2 separate regions of the Homo sapiens genome follow, and region 2 is linked to region 1. Evidence: read pairs that join two places in POLR2A ChIA-PET (ENCODE). Cell type or tissue: GM12878. All regions are shown on one strand. Each heading gives the region's core, and the rest is flanking DNA. Links, peaks and the distances in the headings are about the cores only.

Region 1 (2,927 bases), core at 167-2,666:
TCAATGTTGTAGGCATCCTTTAAAATAAAATATTTATTTCTAAGAATAAAAGAGTAGAGAAATAAGAGGTACAGGTAAGGTGAAAAGTTAAAGGTTTTCAAGGGAAATCTCAGAGGATTGCCAAGTCACTGAGGACAAAAGAAACCCAGGAAAACAATTGAAAAACATGAAATGTATAGGGAAAATTTTTTTCTCCAATATAATTTATGAAGTTCCTGGAGGTGGCTAGTTATTATCAATCCAGAAACATGGGATCTGAGAGATGGAGAAGCGTAAAATGTTAGAAAACAAGTTCAAAATATAATCCAAATGGACTGCTCCTGGAAGGGAAGTGCTGGGTACAACCAGAATAAATTTTTTGGACATGAATAGGTAAATATGAATATTTTTAAAGCTTTTAATAAGATTTCAATAATTTAAAATTTTTAATAATTTAATAATTTGTAAAGTTTTAATAGTTTTTTGTGGGGTTTTCTTTGCATTATCTAAGGAGAATGCCTTTTTCTTGGATATTTAAGACGGTATCCACGGGACACCATTTCATTTATAACATATAATTGTAGAGTGAATGATTGTGAGGCAGATGTGAGGTGAAACTGAAAGAAGGAAGACATAAGTCATCCAGTATTGGGCTGGGATTGTGCTGGGACTAGAATGTAGGTCTCCAATCCAAAGGTCTAAAATTGTTTTTAAACCAAGACCTATATTTTGGTTGCTTTTATGTCAAGACCATGACTATATGTACGTACTTACATACACATAACTGAAGAGATACTTACCCTTACACTGAGGCACTCTGATGTTTTTTGTTCTATTGTATTGTATTTCCTTTTTTTTTTTTGAAATGGAGTCTCATTCTGTTGCCCAGGCTGGAGTGCAGTGGCACAATCTCTGCTCACTGCAACCTCCCAGGTTCAAGCAATTCTCCTGCCTCAGCCTCCTGAGTAGCTGGGACTACAGTCATGTGCCACCACGCCTGGCTATTTTTGTATTTTTAGTAGAGACAGGGTTTCACCATGTTGGCCAGGCTGGTCTCGAACTCCTGACCCCAAGTAATCCGTCCGTCTCAGCTTCCCAAAGTGCTGGGATTACAGGTGTGAGCCACCATTGCCCAACCTATTGTATTGTATTGTATTGTATTTTAAACTTCTCCCCGGATCCCAAGAAAATCCCCAAACCAAAAGGCTGACCACAACCCACTAAATCGATTTTACAATAGCTTGTAGTTTTGAAAAAACACTAAGACCTATCCCACTGTTCCTACCACCTCCCCGTTCCCCACTCTGATCTGCCACAACCCATGAGAGGCTGTAGATGACGAGGTGTTACAATGAATAATGGAAGTGCATGTGTAGGTAAGGATGTGAGTCATCATGCCATCATTACAGCAGCTTGTGCTGGCAGTTGGAAATTTTAGGAGATGATGGACTTATAGACTGAGACTTATGTGTTAGACAAAGCATTCATGGACAAAGGTGACTGCAGGCATGGAATAGGCAAGAAAGTTTAACTCCTTATCCATAGCCTATTTAAGATTAAAGATAGAATTTCTGCCAAAAGTAATCAAGTTTTAAACATTTTTAAATTATTTTCAAAGTTGGTGTTGTATATAGTTGTGTCTTTTTTGAATGGACATGTTCCCATTTAATTACCCCCCAAAATAATCACTTTCCTTTAATTTTAAGGAACTGTAACCAGTGATTTCAGTGAAACTGAAACTGGCTTTAAAATAGATGCAGCAGTTGCAAGCAAAAAATAACTTGTTAGCTCTGTATGTGGTTTATTTCTGTGAGTGTACCAACAAGATTTGTTAATAAAGCACATTAGATTGGATAAATAATTTTATTTTTCCAAAACTTGTATGACATTAAATATCAGGAACATTTTCAATAGCTTCTAAACTGGTAATTTAACTAATGTGACTCCAAGTTATTCTAATACCCTTCTGTTCCTATGGTTTCAACTAGGCCAAAATCAGAAAACATATTGACCCATCAGGCTTTACTTTGAACAGTCATTTGGTTACTTTTAATATTGAAATCAAGACCTAAATAAAAGATGTTTAAAGTGCCTAATATGAATATCCTGTATTTTCCCAGGGAGTCAGTTTTTATTAAATATCATACTTTGATTTTTGCCTTATAGTTAAAAATGCTGCCATTGCAGAGCTTCTTAAACTTGGATTTTGGCTTCAGAGACTCTGAATTACCAGAAATTTGAATTTCTTTGTATGAACATATGAGCATTTTGTTTTTCTTAGTAACATAATACATAGCTTTTTTTTTTTTTTTTTTTTTTGAGATAGAGTTTTGCTCTTGTTGCCCAGGCTGGAGTGCAATGGTGCCATCTCAGCTCACTGCAACCTCCGCCTCCCGGATTCAAGCAATTCTCCTGCTTCAGCCTCCCGAGTAGCTGGGATTATAGGCATGCACCACCACGCCCAGATAATGTTCTATTTTTAGTAGAGATGGGGTTTCTCCATCAGGCTAGTCTCATACTCCCGACCTCAGGTTATCCACCCCCCTTGGCCACCCAAAGTGTTAGGATTACAGGCGTGAGCCACCACACCAGGCCTCGTAATATATAGCTTTATTAAGTGCATATACACATAATCTTTATAATTCTTGATCTGATTACCTGTTTTTCTACATATTTTTATTCAATACCATTTATATTGTATCAGGTTGAATTGATGAAATTACCATTCCTGTTGGTCAGAAACTGTCAGGTATTTGATTGGTTTATGATTTATGATTCAGTATTTTATGCCTCCTTACAGCTCAAATAGGTGCATATGTAGCTTAGCTCTATGGCCATGTAAACTTTTCCTGAGAATTATTCTCCAAAGGCTAAGAAACAAGTCTTTTTTTTTTTTTTTTGAGATGGAGTCTTGCTCTGTCACCAGGCTGGAATGCAATGGCGCGATC
Region 2 (2,927 bases), core at 311-2,810, 110 kb after region 1:
GGAATTCAAGACCAGCCTGAGAAACAAAGCAACACAGTGTTTCTACAAAAAAAAATTAAAAAATTATCTGGGCACAGTGGTTATGCCTGTAGTCCCAGCTACTTGGGAGGTTGAGGCAGGAGGATCACTTGAGCCCAGGAGTTTCAGGCTGCAGTGAGCTATGATCATGCCACTGCACTCCAGCCTGGACAACATAGACCTTGTCTCAAAACAAAACAAAAAAAGAATTATTCAAACCAAATTGATGAAAAGTGTTAAGTATTAGGTAAGTAGAGTTATAAAAGTTTATTTGGGGTCACCAGGAACTTAAAACTGGCATTTATTGGGTGTATACTATATGCTTGGCATTGGACCATAAGCACTTTTGTGGATTATAATGTGATTTATTCTTCACAACAGCCTTATGCAGAAACCAAGGCTTAGAGAAGTTAAGCATCTTGTCCAGGTCATAATGCTAAGTGGCTGAACTGTGACTCAAAACAGATCTAACTCCAATGTTAGTGGCCTAACTACTGTATTAGTCCATTTTCACATGCTAATAAAGACATACCTGAGACTGGGCAGTTTGCAAAGGCAAGAGGTTTAATGGAGAAGTCACAGTTCTACCTGGCTGGGGAAGCCTCACAATCGTGGCAGAAGGCAAGGAGGAGCAAGTCATGTCTTACATGGATGGCAGCAGGCAAAGAGAGAGCTGGTGCAGGGAAACTCCCATTTTTAAAACCATTAGAACTTGTAAGACTCATTCACTATCAGGAGAACAGTGCAGGAAAGATTCACCTCCATAATTCAGTCACCTCTGACCAGGTTCCTCTCACAACACATGGGAATTACAATTCAAGTGGGAGTTACAACTGAAGATGAGACTTGGATGGGGATGCAGCCAAACCATATCAACTACTGTTACGAGTTGAATTGTCTTTACCGCATCCCTAATTCATATGTTGAATATGACTATATTTGGAGTATAGTCAGCATCTCAGAATATGACTATATTTAGAGGTAGGGTCTTTAAAGTGGTAATTAAGGTAAAAGGAGGTCATTGGGGAAGGTTCTAATCCAATATGATTAGTGTCCTTGTAAGAAGAGGAAATTTGGACACAGACACACACAAAGGAAAGATCATGTGAGGATACAGGGAGAAGATGGCCATCTACAAGCCACGAATTGAGCCCTCAGAAGATACAACCATTGCCAACAACCTTTATCTTGGATTTCTAGCCTCCAAAACTGTTAGGAAAGAAATTTCTATTGGTTAAGCCCTTCAGTCTGTGGTACTTTGTTTTTTTGTTGTTGTTTGAGACGGAGTCTTGCTCTGTCGCCCAGGCTGGAGTACAGTGGAGCGATCTTGGCTCACTGCAGCCTCCGCCTCCCGGGTTCAAGCAATTCTCCTGCCTCAGCTTCCTAAGTGGCTGGGATTACAGGCACATGCCACCATGCCCAGCTAATTTTTGTATTTTTTTAGTAGAAACGGGGTTTTACCATGTTGGCCAGGCTGGTCTCAAACTCCTGACCTTGTGATCCACCTGCCGCGGCCTCCCAGTGTGCTGGGATTACAGGCATGAGCCACTGCGCCCGGCCCAGTCTGTGGTACTTTGTTATGGCAGCCCTAGCGAACTAATAACGTCACTAATAGCACATTACTAATGTGCATACCTGGGTTTTGTTTTGTTTTTTTAAACCTGTTTTAATCAGCCTACTTTAGTGCTGTCCTTCCCATTGCCCTCTCTCTTACAAAGATATTGTGGACAGATACATTTGTTTTTTATAGACCTACAAACTTTCTTACCATTATCACATGCTGAGACATATAATAAAGGTGTACAATTCTTCAAGGTAAAAATACCTCCACATGGGCATACTCTTTCCTATAGGATAAAATTAGAGTTCTTCCCTCTTTTGAGATGTGAGCATCAATTAATAGCCCCTAAGGAGTTTATTTTCTGCAAAGATCAAGATTAATTACAATTGTTTCAAAGTAATCCGGAAATCAATGTGGAAATCTCTGGTTTTATAAAGCTAGTTATCAGCTGCTAACGAACTGTCTAAATATGCCAAAAATTGAACTTTATCATGTAGCATTTACCTTCTGAACCATGTATTTATTTATTATGGTCTGTCATGTTTGAATTTTTTGTCTTGTGTTATATATATAAATCTTGCCTCCCTAATAATGAGCTTCCTAAAGATGCACATTTTTGAATCCTCTTTAGTTAGTAAAATGTAATGAATGCATTTGTAGGTGAGCACTAAATGCTATTAAACTGAATTGTAATTTTCAGATTTAGGTATTTTGTGTACAGTTTCCCTCTAAACTCCACTTTTGAAACACTATTGAAATCAATATGGGGGATGCTGTTTTGATACATTCACTCTGCCCTTCAATTTTTTTAAGTATAATTTCCATTTTATTTTTCTCCAGAAGATAGCTTTTCTTCAGTCCTTAAAAACTCAGCTTCTTACACAGGCTTGGTAGTGGTTGTAGGGCAGCACCCGGAGGCCTAAAAATGGGTGTTTAGTCATTCCCAGCTTCATAAGAACAATTCCTGTCTACCTTGCTATGGGTGGCACCACTCACACAGTAACGCAGTTTTACATACATCTTGGGAAGCGCATAGACATCAAAGACACTCCAGAAATAATCCCTGACAGCTGTAGCCTCTACTATGTTTCAAATGATGAACTTCTTAAAATGGCCTTGTCCTTGGGCACGCATCAGGCGCAGTTTATGCAGCAAATAGACAGCATGTGGCTGCAGCTCTTTTTGGCATGACCATTGTTCCTTCTTTATTTGTCATCTTGGAAGCAAGGACTGAAGAGCTGCCTTTCAATTTTTAAAACCACAGTCTTCTTTCCTGACATGTTCCTTAGACAGTGGCTCTCTCTCGCAGCACTGTTTTCTCACCCTGGGGCTTAAGAACATAACCTAT

The links. ChIA-PET counts read pairs that join two places held together with the same protein. Peaks named below come from ENCODE experiments on the same cell type or tissue, not always from the same donor. Only the 100,000 strongest peaks of a DNase experiment are listed, where the experiment ranks them.
Region 2: POLR2A ChIA-PET joins it to region 1 with 5 read pairs; 3 of 35 experiments call an interaction of 5 or more read pairs at or near these places.

Annotation. Positions count from the first base shown.
Region 1 is chr1:174,813,872-174,816,798 of GRCh38, forward strand. The region is part of intron 19 of RABGAP1L (RAB GTPase activating protein 1 like); the gene reads left to right. Among named protein-coding and RNA genes, the nearest start is that of RABGAP1L-AS1, 140 kb to the right of the region's middle. In GM12878, for the core only: no CTCF peak of the experiment used is centred there; DNase peaks (open chromatin) are centred at 1,393 and 1,733; H3K4me3 peaks cover 1,000 bases; H3K27ac peaks cover 1,167 bases.
Region 2 is chr1:174,919,645-174,922,571 of GRCh38, forward strand. All of the region lies in intron 19 of RABGAP1L (RAB GTPase activating protein 1 like), which reads left to right. It also overlaps the pseudogene RPS26P12. Among named protein-coding and RNA genes, the nearest start is that of RABGAP1L-AS1, 33 kb to the right of the region's middle. In GM12878, for the core only: no CTCF peak of the experiment used is centred there; no DNase peak of the experiment used is centred there.